Regions from separate parts of the Homo sapiens genome. Here region 1 is linked to region 2. Evidence: read pairs that join two places in POLR2A ChIA-PET (ENCODE). Cell type or tissue: CD4-positive, alpha-beta T cell. All regions are shown on one strand. Each heading gives the region's core, and the rest is flanking DNA. Links, peaks and the distances in the headings are about the cores only.

The links. Peaks named below come from ENCODE experiments on the same cell type or tissue, not always from the same donor. Only the 100,000 strongest peaks of a DNase experiment are listed, where the experiment ranks them.
Region 1: POLR2A ChIA-PET joins it to region 2 with 15 read pairs; 7 of 35 experiments call an interaction of 5 or more read pairs at or near these places.

The regions. Positions count from the first base shown.
Region 1 is chr1:25,604,957-25,613,292 of GRCh38, reverse strand. No RefSeq gene overlaps it. Among named protein-coding and RNA genes, the nearest start is that of MAN1C1, 7.7 kb to the left of the region's middle. In CD4-positive, alpha-beta T cell, for the core only: CTCF peaks have their summits at 2,002, 2,208 (motif pointing left), 4,323 and 4,525 (motif pointing left); DNase peaks (open chromatin) are centred at 2,222 and 4,522; H3K4me3 peaks cover 308 bases.
Region 2 is chr1:25,671,431-25,679,766 of GRCh38, reverse strand. All of the region lies in intron 1 of MAN1C1 (mannosidase alpha class 1C member 1), which reads right to left. Among named protein-coding and RNA genes, the nearest start is that of MAN1C1, 59 kb to the right of the region's middle. RefSeq lists an enhancer at 3,324-3,373 and a silencer at 3,454-3,523. In CD4-positive, alpha-beta T cell, for the core only: no CTCF peak of the experiment used is centred there; DNase peaks (open chromatin) are centred at 2,346, 3,046 and 3,566; H3K4me3 peaks cover 1,714 bases; H3K27ac peaks cover 1,088 bases.

The DNA of each region.
Region 1 (8,336 bases), core at 330-8,329, 67 kb after region 2:
ACATCCTATCTCACCCTCGCAACAGCCCTCTCTGAGGTAGGTTTCAAGACCCCAGTTTAGCAGATGGGGAAACTGAGACTCAGGATGTGACATGACTTGTCCAAAGCCACACAGGGCGAATATGAGAAGAAATCAGGCCCATCTAATCACAGAATCTATGTGTTTTCTGTTAATGCTATTAGCAACTACTAAGATGGATGGAGAACTTATTATGCGATTGAGCCCTTTTAAAAACAAGTTAAAGACTAAACTGGCCAGGCACAGTGGCTCATGCCTGTAATCTCAGCACTTTGGGAGGCCAAGGTGGACGGATCACCTGAGGTCAGAAGTTCGAGACCAGCCTGGCCCACATGGTGAAACCCTGTCTCTACTAAAAATACAGAAATTAGCTCGGCGTGGTGGCATGTGCCTGTAATCCCAGCTACTCAGGAGGCTAAGGCACGAGAATCACTTGAACCTGGGAGGTAGAGGCTACAGGGAGCCAAGATCACGCCACTGCTCTCTAGCCTTGGTGATACAGTGAGGCTGTGTCTAAAAAAAAAAAAAAAAAAAAAAGACTAACTTATTTGATCCTTACAACACCCCATGTGAGGGGTACCATTAAGCACAGAGATGTTAAGGAACTTACCCAAAGTCACACAGCTAGGAAGTGGCAGAAGAGAGATTTGAGCCCAGACAATCAGGATCCAGAGCCCTCTATGCCTGTCAGAGTCTACTGTCTCCGTCTTGTAATGCTGTGAGAGCAGGTTCTATACGTAGTGAGAGCAAGGAAAGAGCACTGGCCTCAGGCAAGATCATCACAGGCTCATTGGGAGGATTATATAAGTTCATTCAGTCATTCAACAAGCAGGTACAAGGTGCCTGATGTATATACCCAACCCAAGGCAATACACTAAGCTTTAGGGATACAGTGGTGAGGAAAAACAGACACATTTCTCCTATCATGAAGCCTACAGTCTCATGGGGAAGATGAGTTTAAACAAATAACTTCCAAAGGAGTATGAGCTAAGATCAGAGAGAGGAAGGAGAGTGAAACATTGCCCTAAGAGCAGGCAACAGTGGACCTGGACCCAGGCTTCACTGGGTGGGCCAGGGGAGGCTCCCCCTGAGGATGAGTGCAGTTACCTAGCAGAAGGAGAGTGAGAATGCCCAGGCTGAGGGGGCAGCACAGGCAAAGTGCCTGGGTTGGAGGGAACATGGTGCTTTTGAGAATAGAAATCAGTAGGTCTGGAGTAGAGAAAGTGATGGAGAAAGACAAGAAGTGACACCGGATGAATTAGGGTAGGAGTGGGAAAGTGTAGGGGGAGGTGGGTGGGTAGGTTCAGATGAACACTTTTAAAGGTTACTCTAGCTACAGTGTGGAAGACAAAATGGAAGACAGGGGTGAATGAAGGGGGTACCTTTCAGAGGATATTGCAATAGTCTGTGCTAGACTATTTGGGGAGTGGGAGATGGATAGCACCACAGGATTCAAACCATATTTAGAAGCCAAAATTGACAGGATCAGGTGATGGCTTGAACTTGGGCAGTGATGGAGAGGGAGGTATCTCCAGGGTCTCTTATTGCCTGGTGGGGGTATTTGCTGAGATGGGAGCAGTGAACCAGGCTGTAAGGGATTCCCCTTCAGCTCCTTCACTGAGGAGGCAGCTGGGCAGTTGGTGCAGAATCTGAATCTCAAATGGTCATTAGTCTCATTTAGAATCGAAGACTAGAGATAAAGCCAAGCTTGAGCCAACGGATAATCATCAGGCAGCTTCCTTAATAGCCACCAGACAAATTTGGCACTGGGCAGAAGAGACACTGATGACTGTGGGAGGGGCTCCACCCCCGAGAGCACACCAAGTTAGTCTTGAGAGACAAAAGGCCCTCCAGCCATCCTGGGCTCACCCCAGCAGGCTGTGGGACCCAGTCAATACCTCACTGTGCAGTGGTGGTCAATTTCAGGGTCATAGAGCCAGGAACACCTGGCATGAGGCTTTTAAAATGACAGCGTAAAGGTTTTATTTTAACTCTTCTTACCCGAGACCCCGGTCCTGCAGCAGAAGCAGCAGTCAGCTGGGGCTTTGCCATGGGTCCTAGCACTGGGTGCTTAGTGGTTAGAGCAGGGGAGCAGGGGTTGTCCACTGGGGGCAGTTTTGCCCTTAGGGAATATTTGGTGATTTCTGGAGATAATTTAGATTGTTGTAACTGGGGGCAGAGTGCTACTGGCATCTAGTGGGTGGAGGTCAGAGATGCTACTGCACATACTGCAATGCACAGCACAGTCCCCTACAACAAAGAATTATCGGGCCCCAAATATCAATGGTGCAAAGGGTAAGAAACCCTGGCTCAGAGCCAAGGCTGAGGTCAGACAGGTTCGGGTCTGAAATCCTGGTTTTACCACACATTTGGCTGGTTGATCTTGGGCAACTTGTCTGACCTCTCTGAGCCTCAATTTCTCCATCTGTCAAAAGGGATTAATAGTGATACTCACCTCAGAAAGATGATGTGAGGATTAGATAAGATCACTGACTGTAAAGAGCTTGAGGCAAATGTTTACTCTTCCTTCGAGTGAGCAGATCTACTCCCAAAGCCAAGTCCTTAGTATGCTGGAGAAGGGAACACAGAGTGGTAAGAATGAGGACCCTGTAGCCACAGTGCCAGATCTAAGCCTGGACTCAGTCACCTACTAGCAGTGACACCTTGGGAAATTGCCCACTTTTTGAAGCCTGAGTTTCCTCATCTGTGAAATGAAGATGATCATAGTACCCACGAAGTAGGGTGGATATGAGGACTTAGGAGCTAATTTTTGTAAATAGCATAGTGTCTGGCACACAGCAGCACTCAATAAATATGAACTAATGTTACAAAAGACAAAAAGAATCAGCACTGCCTCATTTCCTAGTGGCAGGCAAGATAGCAACCCAAACTGCTATATTGTAACTCAACGCTTCCAGAGATGCTAGAATCTCAAATACTCTGTCCATGGCCCTATGAGAACTTTCACTTGTCAGACTGTACACACCGCTTTTCATTTCAGAAGACATGTTCCCTGTTTGGATGATAATAGTGGCTGTTTAGGAAGCCCTGTTGTGCTGAGCACTGCTCAGAGAAGCCCCTCCTCTCCGGGAGTTTCGAGATCATTCAGCCCAATGGTGGAATGTTGCAATTTAAGGATCAGAGCCTGTAAGTAACTTGCAGCTGGAGGCAGAGCAGACGCTGGCTAGCAGTACTTGAGAATCCCAGCTGATGCCGCTTCCACAAGCACAGGAAGGCATCAAGGTTCTTCTTGTTTCCATGGTCCCGGGTTATGTTTACCTCACTGACATTGTGAGGCTAAAATGAAATAATCCATTTTAATGTTTAAGCAGTGTGCCTGGCATATAGTAGGAACTAAATGTTAGCTATTATTATTTACAGTCCTGGCACTTTTTAAAGGGCATGTAAAATAAATATCTTTGATTATCATAAAAATACATTTCTAAAAGCTTACATCAAGCACCATAAAGCCAGAAATAAAACAGTCTCTTTAAAATGCAACCCTGACATAATTTCGTCACCTGGTTACCTTTGCTAATATCAAGGAGTTTTTGTTTGTGTGTGTCTGTTTTTTAAATGTCCATGAGTTGAGGCTCCAGGTTCTATGCAGGGTGTCAAAATATCTGCCCTTCTAGGGTTAGGATGGTAAGAAGGGCTGAAGGCATCAGGCAGGTGTTGCTGGGTGAACACCACCTGGACCATACAATCATGGGAAGTCCCCTTAAAACTTATCCCCTATGCCATTCAAGTTTTTTTCTAGAAGCAGGTCAATAAGCCAGAGTGGCAGAAGGGCATTGTGGTTGTAGCTTTGATTCTCATAAATCCACATTCGAATCCAAGTCTTGCCTCTTCAGGGACACGTAACCTTGGGCAAGTCTCCTCCTCTGAGCATTAGTTTCCTTAGCAGTGATGATAGTACTCAGTATGTTAAATGTTAGTGTTATTAAACGAAGTAAAGAATAGCAAGCTTAAGATTTGAGGTTGATATAGGAAAGAGAAGAAATATTGGGGTTTGAAGAAGAAGTCTCATGGGTTATCTTACTTGTTCCCAAGTCCCACTTCTGCCACTTGATTGGGTGACCTGGGGAGGTCACTCATCTGTCTTAGATCAGTTTCTTCATCTGCAAAGAGGCCCATAATACCTTAAATGAGATGACCCCCGGGCAAGCACTTTGTTAGTAATAAAGCCAAAAAGTCATATTCATTATAGCTGTGATCCCTTTTCAGAAAGAACTGTCAACATTCCACAAATATTTATTGTACCTCACACATGATATAAAAAAAAATTAAACATAACCTAATATTTAAAGTTTTAAATTAAAAATTCTAAACATACTATATTTCTTATTTTATTCCGTTCTACGTTTTAAAAATTATTCTATTCTATGTATTTTAAAGAAATAAAAAAGCTGCACGGAGCTAGTCATTTTGCCCTGTTCGCCAAATAGTTCCAGATCGCTGCCTTTGGGGCACTTGGTGAGATTGCCCCGCCCCCTTGTGGTTGAGTGGAGCCGTGTGACTAGCTGTGGCCAATAAGCTGTGAGCAGAAATGACAACTGTCACTTCGAGTCCCAAGCATTTAATTGAGGGTGCCATATCCTCTAGAGCTGCGACTGTCCCACTAGCAGGGCGACTGACAGTGATGAGATGGCAGCTGCACCCTCCGCCAGGGCCCCGGTGACCAGCAGAGCCTTCTGAGGATCCGCACTGGCTGCACCGGCATGGGGCTTAAATGAGAGATTAATGTGTGTGGTGTAGACTTCTGAGTTTTGGAGCCACTGAATTTTTAACTTTTCAAAAGTTTTTTTTTAAGGTAAAACTAATTTTAATAATATATTTTATTTAATCCCATACATCCAAAAGATTATCATTTCCATTTTTTTTTTTTTTTTTTTTTTTTTTTTTTTGGAGTCAGAGTCTCACTCTCACCCAGGCTGGAGTGCAGTGGTGCGATCTTGGCTCACTGCAGCCTCCGCCTCCCGGGTTCAAGCGATTCTCCTGCCTCAGCCTCCTGAGTAGCTGGGACTACAGGTGCACGCTGCCACGCCCGGCTAATTTTTTGTATTTTAGTAGAGATGGGGTTTCACCATATTGCCCAAGCTGGTCTCAAACTCCTGAGCTCAGACAATCCACCCGCCTCGGCCTCCCAAAGTGCTGGGATTACAGGCGTGTGCCACTGTGTCCAGCCAAATCTTTTTTTTTTTTTTTTTTTGGTAAATCCTTCGTGAGGCCAGGCGCAGTGGCTTATGCCTGTAATCCCAGCACTTTGGGAGGCCCAGGCAGGTAGATCACTTGAGGTCAGGAGCTCGAGACCAGCCTGGCCAACATGGAGAAACCCCATCTCTACTAAAAATACAAAAATTAGCCAGGCCTGGTAGCACAAACCTGTAGTCCCAGCTATGCGGGTGGCTGAGGCAGGAGAATCTCTTGAACCCAGGAGGCGGAAGTTGCAGTGAGCTGAGATCATGCCACTGCACTCCAGCCTGGGCAACAGAGCGAGACTCCATCTCAAAAAAAAAAAAATCCTTCATGAGAAAAGTTATATTCTTTTTTACATACCAAGTCTTACAATCTACAGTGGGTTTTACATTTATAGCCCATCGCAATTCAGGCGAGCCACATTTCCAGTGCACTGCAAGCCCCAGTGGCTTATGGCTGGTTCCTATGGACAGCTGTGCTGTCCAGCAACTTATCATCCCCTAAAACTGAAACTCTGTACTCATTAAACACTAACTCCGCATTCTTCCCATCGCCCAGCCCCTGGTAACCACTATTCTACTTTCTGTTTCTATGAATTTGACTACTTTAAGCACCTCATATAAGTGGAATCATACAGTATTTGTCTTTTTGTGACTGTCTCACTTCACTTAGCGCAGTGTCCTCACAGTTCATCCATTTGGTAGCATGTGACAGAACTTTCTTCCCATTTAAGGCTGAATAATATTCCATCGTGTGTATCTGCCACATTTTCCCTGTCCATTCATCCATCGATGCACACTTGGTTTGCTTCTATGTTTTCGTTATTGTGAATATGCTGCTATGAATATGAGTATGGGTATATAAATGTTGACTCGTTATGATATGTGTGTTGTTGTTGTTAAAATGGAATTGTACCATGCTCACTGCTTAGGCAGTCTGCTTTTTCTAATGTACCAATATGTCAGGAGCATTTCCATGAAATTAAATACTCTTCTACTTAATTGTTCTGAACAGCCAAATAGTACTTCTTATGTGGCTCTATGATTATTTATTTACCCAATCTGCTACCGTTAGACATTTAGGTCATTTCTAATTGTTAATTACATTTGACAAATAGTTTCTCCTTCTCATAATGCCTCATCTCTAACACAGCAGACAGTAGGAGGATACATTCAGATGGAAGACGGCGTGGTCACCCCAGGGCATCCACTGTCACCAGGGTTTTGCCACAGAAGACCCAATATCTTTGTAGCTGTGGAGGGCATAACCTTCTCTGGGCATTGCAAGGAGAGCTGTGCACAGCTGTGCAAAGAGTGTTGGAGTCACGGGGCCGTGAGCAGTTCTGGGTCCTGCCACATTCAAGCCCTCAGACATCCACTCTGAGCCTGTTTTCTTATTTGGAAAATGAGGATAATGATACTGGCCCCTTGGCATTTTTTTATTTTTTAAATTGACAAATACAACTTGTATACATTTATGGTGTACAGCACGATGTTTTGACATCTATGCACATTGTGGAATGGCTAAATCAAGCTAATTTATATATGCATTATCTCACCTATTTATGGAGAGAACACTTAAAGTCTCCTCTCAGCAGTTTTCAAGTATATAATACATAGCTATTAACTATAGACACCAGGTTGTACAATCGATCCTTGAACTTATTTTTCCTGTCTAAGTGAAATTTTGTATTCTTTGACCAACATCTTCCAATCCTCTCCCCTCCTCGCCCCTGATAACCACCATGCTGCTTTCTGCTTCTATGAGTTTGACTTTTTTAGATTTCAGTTTTCAGTGAAATCACACAGTATTTGTCTTTCTGTGTCTGGCTTATTTCACTTAACAATGTCCTCCAGGCTCATTTTCTTTATCCGTTCATTTGTTGATGGACACTTAGGTTGATTCTGCATCCTTGGCTATTTGAATAATACTGCAACAAAATGGGAGTACAGATATCTCTTGGACTGACTTGATTTCATTTCCTTTGGATACATACCTAGTAGTGAGATTGTGGGATCATATAGTAGTTCTATTTTTAGTTTTTTGAGGAACTTCCATACTGTTTTCCCTAATGGCTATTTTTTTTTAAGTCAGAGTCTCACTCTTGCCCAGGCTGGAGTGCAGAGGTGCAATCTCAGCTCACTACAACCTTTGCCTCCCAGGTTCAAGCGATTCCCCTGCCTCAGCCTCCTGAGTAGCTGGGACTACAGGCATGCACTACCATGCCTGCCTAATTTGTGTATTTTTAGTAGAGACGGGGGTTTCACCATATTGGCCAGGCTGGTCTCAAACTCCTGACCAGCCCATAATGGCTATTCTAATTTACACTCCCACCAACAGTGTATAGGTTTCCTTTTTTCCACATCCTTGCCAACACTTGGTATCTTCTGTCTTTTTTATAACAGCCATTCTAACAGGTATTAGGTGATATCTTGTGGTTTTAATTTGCATTTCTCTGATGATCAGTGATGCATTTTTTCATATACCTGTTGTCCATTCATATGTCTTTTTTTGAGAAATGTCTATTCAAGTCCTTTGCCCATTTTTTAATTGAGTCATTTGTTTCCTTGCTATTAAGTTGAGTCACTTATATATTTTGGATGTTAACCCCTTATCAGATGCATAGTTTGCGAATAATTTCTCCAATTCCATTGGTTCTGTCTTTACTGTGTTGATTGTTTCTTTTACTGTGCAAAAGCTATCTAGTTTGATGTAGTCCCATTTGTCTATTTTTGCTTTTGTTGCCTATGCTTTTGGGATCATATCCAAAAAACCATCACCCAGACTGTCACGGAGCTTTCCCCCTATGTTTTCTTCTAGTAGTTTTCTTCTAGTGTTGAAGTCTTTCATCAATTTTGAGTTGATTTTGATGTAAGAGAAGGGTCCAATTTCATTCTTCCACATGTGGATATCCAGTTTCCCCAACACCATTTCTTGGAGAGGCTATCTTTTCCCCATTGTGCATTCTTGGCCCCTTGATGTTGTTGTGGAGGTTAAGTTAGACTGACTGTGAATTCTGTTAAGGAAGTTAGGCTGAGCACACAGACAGAGCTCTGCCTTCTCCCGATGCTCCACTAAACTCGAAGGCAAAAAGGATTATTTATTTATTTATTTATTTA
Region 2 (8,336 bases), core at 169-8,168:
TGTATGTACATGTGTATACATATATTATACATACAGTGTGCATATATATGATATATATGTAAAGCAAATGAGTGAAAAACAGAGAGAGAAAGCAAACAGGGTAAAATTAATGTTAACGTTTGCGGAATCTGGGTGAAGGTAAACGTAAGATCCTTGCTAGATTTTTGTAACTTTTCCGTAAGTCTGAAATGCCTTTTTTTTTTTTTTTAACTCATTTAGGAAATTTTACTGGAGGCTGTTATTTTCACCCAAATTTATACATTACACAATTCTATTTTCCTTCACTTTTTATAAATTACAACAGAATGTGGCCATTGTCAGTCTCCCTGAAGTTCTTCTTAGCCCCCAGTTCCTCAATGGCCTGGATGGGTCTTCATGTCCGTCTCACCAAGCCTGTTCCCCACGCTGGTCAGAGAAGGAAGAAGTCTGGTGAACAAATTAGGAACTAGCTATTTTGGTTTCTCCTTTTATAATTATATTAGCATGCTCAAAGGAGGTGCCTGTTTTCTTCCTACTCCAAAAAAATTAAAAGGCTCCTTTGGTGGTTCTGAGAATTTTCTACAAGTCTCAGCTCAATTCAGGCTTCAGCCCTCATGCCCGCTTCTCCCACTTCTGGGTCACTCCCTTCTCTTGAACTCAGCTCTGTGCCCCTTCCTTCTCTCTTCTGCATAAATCCTTTCAGGTAATTTTAAAAACAAGGTTCACCTCTCTCTCTCTTGTCTCATCTCTCTCTCTCGTCTTGTTTCTCTCTCTCTCTCTCGTCTCCTCTCTCTCTCTTCTTGTCTCTGTCTCTCTACCTTTTAATGTATCAAAGGCACACAAGCTCGCTGAAGAAAAGCAGAAAAAGAGAAGGAAAACAACTGCCCATTATTTAACAACCACCATTCCCATTTTGGCGTCTTTCTCTGCAGGTACCTTTGTTTTTCCCTCTCATATTGTACCTTTGTTTCTTCCCATAATTATGACATATTCCAATTTTATTACAAAGGCTTTGTAAACATCACTTTTAATAGCTATATAATAGCTTAGAAAGTGGGTTCATCATCATTTACTTCACCTCCTTCCCATATAATTAGACATTTTGGTGATTTCTAGTTTGGGGCTATTGTAAATAATGCCATAGTGAACATCTCTGTGCACATAACATTTTGAATAATTTCCTTAGACCAGAGTTTCTAAGAAGTTGCTAAGAAAAAACTTTTAAAGTTATTAATATGTAACGCCCTTTTAAGAGATTACAGCCAGACAGCATGTTTTGCCCACCACTGTGCAAAACTTGGTGAACAGGAAACTGTTTAACGATTTTGAGACAATACGGTAAAGTAGTTCACTTGGGGAGATAAAACTAACAAAATGAACAATCATCACTTATATTTGTGCAGCTCTTTGCATATTTTATCTCATTTGATTTGGCCAGTTCAGTGGGCTGGACAAGACAGATATTTGTTCCATTTGGAAATAATTATGCAAGGGCTAAAGTAGGAGATGTAAAGTAGTAAATAGGTATTAAAAATTGTGTTTACAAATGTTTCATGATAGGCAAAAATGCTCAGTATATATTATTAGGTGGAAAGGCAGAACACAAAATTACATAGTATGAAATTCACTGGCCTATGTATGAGTGTTTACAAAAAAGACTGAAAGAAAATATACCAAATTCTTAACAGCGGTTATGTCTGATAGAAGTTTAGTGATTTCTATCTTTTTCTTCTTATTGACCTATATTTTCTGAATTTTCTACAGTGAATATCTAGAAAGGTTTTGTGATGTGAAAAATACAGGTTGTTAAAATGAAAAACAAAAAGAAGACATCGTATGGTGCTACCCTTAAGTCAAAAGCAAGTGCCTGGGTGGTCAGCCATGGGGTAGGTCGGACCAAGTTAGGTTTTGATTAAAAAAAAAAAAAAAAAAAAAAAAAAAGGAGGTCTTTACAGCAGGGAGTCAGAGAGAAGGTCACCCAGCAAGAGAAACAACATCAAACAGAAGCACAGATCCAGAACTCCAGAGTCAAAGAGAATTTTAAGACCAGAAACATCATCTATTCTCAAAGCCACATTTTATAAGAATATAGACTCAGAAAGGGAAGGGACTTGCCTCGGCCAGGACACAGACACTAATAGCACAGAGATAACCATGTCTCTAAGAAACATGGGCCAGGGCAGTGCAGTAGCTGACTGGGGAAAGGGCCAGAGCTACAGCAAGAGATACTCAGGACAGGTGCAAGAACATGACAGTCGGAACCAATCAACATGAGAACTATGCACCAAAAGAAACTGTACCCCTGTCCCCACTAGGTTCTAGAAACGCGCAACAGGCAGTCATTGTGTGTGTGTACGTGTGTGTGTGTGTGTGTGTCCCTGCTAGAGATAGAGGGTGGCTCTAGATGGTCTCTGGAAGCCCCTCCCTTCCTGTAGCCTGTGATTTATAGATTCAAAGAGCACCTAACAATAGACCACAAAGCCTTCCCTTCACTCAAGTCTTGCAAAGGTGGAAAACAAAGCTCCAATGATAGAGAGATACAGGCAGAGCCATCGGAGCTGAATCCCAAGAAATCTCTTCAGTTCTTCCTCAAACAAAAGATGTTCTTGTCTACCTGAACAAATCAAAATGACACGGAATTTTTTAGTGCAAAATATTTACTAGTGTGAGGCAGAACATTATTATTTGGTTTAAGATTTTCTTTCTACCTGTCTCAGAGCTCAAGAGTTCTCTCCTGCAGAAAAGAGACTAGAATCGATCACCCAGGCACAGATGCCCACTCAGCTGAGGACCCCAGAACAATGAGATCAAGAGAGAAAGGATGCATTAGAGGAGGGGAGGACACGTGGGTGCCAGCAGACCACTCCCAGAGTGGAAAACTCCAAAGTTTGTGTTGGACAGTTCTCTGGGGGTACAACTTGGAAGGAAGGGGGTGAGCATTGAATATTGAGACATTCTCCCCCACTTTAAAAAATCACACACATACACACAAGGCTGGCTCTGGCAGTGACCCAGAACCACAGTTGCTACATTCAAAGCTGCCAAGGAAGGAAATGGATTTTCCCAGTCATTAAAGACAAGTGCTCACACCATGACGTGCAGCCTTACTGGCGTCTCCCAGCAGTGACACCTGGCCCCATTTGCAGGGGCCAAGTGGGAAGGGATTTGGTCTCTAACGATCCTGGGATCTAATGACTATGTAGACAGAGAGCTTAGAACATTGGGTTGATTTTTTTCTCCTCTTCCACTTTCAGCACAGTCCAAGGGAAGAGCTGACAGCTTGGCACCTAAAAACTATCCACGTTGGATTTTCTGATCCAGTTCCATTTATTGGGGCAACACAACATGACCTGGTTGGTGACCCCAGTGAGGCTCCTGCAAATACACAGCCCAGGTCTATCGCTCAGAAGCTGGGCACGGGTGGGGTTTGGTTGCCCGGGGAGGTGAAGCGGGGGAGTAGAAGGGGAGATGCTGCCTCCAACCCTCTCAGTTTCGGGTTTACTCAAGCTATTGAAAGGCCAATGTGGGAAATGAGCATATGATACAACTCCCACCCACCTGAGGTCCAGACAGCTCACCCACATCCTGCCCATGGGGTTTCAGGTTTGAGCAGTCTCAGGAATCGCATCCTGTCTGCAGCTGTTTCTAAGGCATCAGGGTCGAGAGTGTGGGCCATACAGGCAGAGAAACTCTCGCTGCTCAAAGTGCTCCAGGGACCAGGAGTAGGGCCACCCAGGGGGCACGTCAGAAACAGAGTACCTCAGTTCCACTCTCCCACCTGCTGAATCTGTAGCAGCAGTTTAACAAGAGCCCCAGGTGATTCAAACGCACATTGAAGCTTGAGAGGCTGCTCTAGGGCTCTGCCACCTTACTGGCTGTGTGGCCTTGAGTGAGTGACTTAACCCCTGTAAGTCTCAGTTTCCTCATCTGTAAAAGGACAGAAATACTTAATCCTTAGAATAACCCTAAGAGTAAATAACAGATGTAAAGTGTTGAGCACAATGGCTCGTATATAATATGTGCTCAATAAAAAGCAGCCATGGCATGGATGTGGTGAAAAGTGAACACTTTTACACTGCTGGTGGGAATATAAGTTAGTACAACCACTATGGAAAACAGTATGGAGATTCCTTAAAGAACTAAAAGTAGAACTATCATTTGATCCAGCAATCCCACACTGGGTAACCACCTCCCCCCCCCCCCGCAAAATAAGTCATTATATGAAAAAGACACTTGCATACACATTTATAGCAGCACAATTTGCAATTGCAAAGATACGAAACCAACCCAAGTGCCCATCGACCAATGAGTGGATAAAGAAAATGTGGCATATATACACCATGGAATACTACTCAGCCATAGAAAGGAATGAAATAATGTCCTTTGCAGCAACTTAGAAGGAGCTGAAGGCTCTTATTCTAAGTGAAGTAACTCAGGATTGGAAAACTAAATATTGTATATTCTCACTTATAAGTGGAAGCTAAGCTATGAGGACACAAAGGCATAAGAATGATATAATGGACTTTGGGGACTCAGAGTTGGGGGAAAGACTGCAGGGGTTGAGGGATAAAAGTCTACATATTGGGTACAGTATAAACTGCTCAGGTGACAGGTGCACGAAAATCTCAGAAATCACCACTAAAGAACTTATCTATGTAACCAAAAACTACCTGTACCCCAAAAACTACTGAAATAAAATGAATCAATCAATCAATAAAAAGCAGCCACAGGATACTGCTATCCTATTAACGTATCCACTAAAAGAGAAGTATCTCTCCATCCACTTCTCTTTGTACCACCACCATGAGCACCACCCTAATCCAAACCACTCCCATCTCTCCATGGAACTCCTGCGACTGCCTCCTGACTGGCCTAGATGGGTCCTCCCTGGCTTCCTACACTGCTCTCCACATTGCAGCCAGGGTGGTTATTTGAAGTGCAAATTTATTCATATCGCTCTGCTTCATCCCAAACACACACTTAAATAAACTCCTTCTTGAGGCCCATCAGGCCCAGGAAGTCACCCACTCACGCCTTCAGTCAGCTTATCCTCCCCATCTCTGCCACAGCCACACTAGCTTTCTCTCTCTTTTCCTCAAGGAACCATGCCTCCCCCTGCCACAGGGCCTTTGCACACAATAGTCCCGCTCCTTGGACAACTCCTCCCTCCTCTTTTTGCCTGGTGAATTCCACTCATCTTTCAGTGCCCAGGCTTGGTTGCCACTTCCAAGAGAGGTCTTCCCTTCAGGTTGAATCACCCTATTATGGAGGATTATTAAAGTCAAAATTTTACATTAGTTGTGTGATTAATTAGTATCTATTTCCCTGCATGATTATGCAGGCTCCACGAGGCTCTGTTGGCTCCATTGCTCATTACTGCTCCCTAGCACCTAGGAGAGTACCCAGCACATAGAGACTTTCCATAAAAATATGTTGATTAAATGACTAAGGATGGTGACAACACGAGGCAACCTCTAGGGCTGCTCATGTCAAAGGATTAAGGAGGATGCCTGGGACAGAAGCACTCACTGCCCAGTGGCCTTGACTCAACAAGGATTTATCAAAGGCCCAATAAAGGGACAGCTCCAATTGTGAGGCCACAACAGCAAGAGCAGGTGAGACCCTTCCCAGCGAGGCTTTGGTCTTGGTGCAGCGTGCAGACAGACAAGAGCAGCTGCACAGAGAAGGCCACCAAACCTGGGAGCCACTGCATTGGGACAGGTCCCCAACCGCTCTGTTCTATCACAGATTGGGTGTTAGGTGGGGGCAGGAAGACAGCGTGTGGGGGACAAAGATGAGTGACAGTGGGAAAGATCTTAGGTCACCCACAAGTGAAATTCCAATGCGAAATGGTTCAACAAAACCTGCCCATGTGCAAGTGTCTCTACCATTTCCAAAATGCTTTGCCTTTTTCATTTGAGCCTTACCGTCACCTGTGAGTTAGGCAGGGTAGGGGTAATCACCCCCATTTTACAGCAAAAGAAACCGCACTTCCACATACAGACATTTATGGGACATATTGTGTCATGCACACTGCTAAGTGCTTTTGTATGCATGTGCACATGCCGTTTTCACCACATCTCTGTGACGTGCTCCTGGGGAGGAGGTAAGGCATAGCAGTTCAGAGCCTGGCTTTGGATCCTGGCTTTACCCAGCTGTGTGTCTTTGGACAAGATACTTAACCTCTCTGTGCCTCAATCTGTTCATCTGTGTAAAAATAATGATACTGTTATATTTACCTAGTGTTTTCCATGAGTCATCAGTGCTTTACATATAAACTCATTTAATCTTCACACTAATTTTATAGGACTGGTATAACATTACTCTCATTTTCAGGTAAGGAAACTGAGGTACTTGCCCAAGTATCATAGCAAGTAAGCAACAGAGCCAGGATATGAATGCAGGTGGTCTGTGCTCACAGCCACAATACTCCACTGCCTCACAGAATGGAGCAGAAACCGTGCCTGCCTTCTCTGGGTGCTGCAAGGATCAGTTACAATGCCAAGGCCCTCGGCACAGCACCTGGGCACAGCATACTCCACTAAGTGTTCGCAGGTGCTCCGCCTGCCCCGGGCTTCCCATTCATCGTCTTCCCTGCATCGGGAGACAGCGCTGTCATCCTGCTGCTGGCTCATATCAGAAACCAAGTCCTCTCAAGTCTCCTTTCCTCCCCACCCAAATCTATTCAACAGGATTTCTGGCGATGACATCTCTGACTCACCTCCTTTCCCCCTCCCCGTTCACCTCTGGCTGTCATCTGACTGTCTGTAATGGTCTCCAGCTGCCCTCTCTCCCCGCATGTCACCCCCATCCTTTCTCCAAACAGCTACCAGGGCCACCCTTTGAAAAGGCAAACCATTAAATGCCATTCCTCTGTGTAAGAGCCTCCAACCGCCAGCCCCATGGCACTGAGCCTCAAAACACCTACCTGCCTCTTGGACTTTCCCCACCACGCTTCAGCCACAGGGCCTTTGCCCATCACCTCAAACACACACAGCCCCCCTTGCCTAGGGCAGGAAGATCAATGGCCCCCAAATGTTCTAATCCTCAGAGCCTGTGAATGTTGGGTTACAAGGTAAGATGGAATTAAGGTTTCAGATGGAATTACAGTTGCTAATCAGCTGACTTGGGGAGAGGGAGATTAGCCTGATTATCGGGGTGGGCCCAGTACAATCAGAAGGGTCCTTATAAGTAGGACAGAGAGGCAGGAGAATCAGTGTCCAAGTGATGAGATGTGAAAAAGACTCCACCACTGCTGGCTTTGAAGATGGAGGAAGGTGGCCATGAGCCAAGGAATGCAGAGATGCAGGTGGCCTCTCGAAGGGATTCTCCCTGTGATGGTTCATGGTAGATGTCAACTTGACTGCACTAAGGGATGCCCAGATAGCTGGGAAAGTATTCTTTTCAGGATACTGGAAAGGGTATGTCTGCAAGGGTGTTTCTGGAAGAGACTAACATTTGAGTTGGTGGGTTGAGTTAGGAAGGCCCGCCCTCGCCCAATGTAGGTAAGCACCATCCCATCAGCTGAAGGCCTGCATAGAAAAGGTAGAGGAAAGGGCAAATTATCTCTCTCTCTCTCTCTTCTGGAGCTAGGGCACCTTCCTCTCCTGCCCTTGGAATCAGAACAACAAGTTCTCTGGCCTTTGGACTCTGGGACTTGTACCAACTGCCCCTCCACCCCCAGGTTCTGAGGCTTTCAGCCTTGAGCTGAGAGTTAGGCTGCTGGCTTCCCTGGTTCCCAGGCCGTTGGGCTTGGACTGAGCCATGCTACTGGCTTCTCTGCTTCTCCAGTTTACAGATGGCCTGTTGTGGAACTTCCCAGCCTCCATAATCATGTGAGCCAATTCCCCTAATAAGTCCCACCTCTACCATCTCCTACTGGTTCTTTTTCTCTGGAGAATCCTAATTAATGCACTCCCCTAGAACCTCCAGAAAGGAATGCAGCATGGCCTGGCCAACACCTGCATTTTAGCCCAGTGAGACCTGTTTCAGACCCCTGACCTACTAAACTGTAAGAGAACGAATTTGTGTTCTAAGTCACTGAGTTTTTGTGATTTGTTACTAGAGCAAGATAAAACTAATACACTACCTCACGGCCTTCGTACATGCCAATGAATAACCAAATGAACAAACCAACCCACCAAATCTCCAGTGCATTTTCCATTCCACCACAGCACATTCCTACATGAGGCGTTCTGATGTTCTGGGGCACAGGCAACAGCATTCTGAATTCACTATCCTCCTACGGCCCCCTATTGTCCATCAGTGACAATACCTAACACCTCTACGGGATAATCATTTATTTCATGTCTGTCTCCTTTGCCCTTGAATGCTGGAACCTATTCCCCTCTGTATCC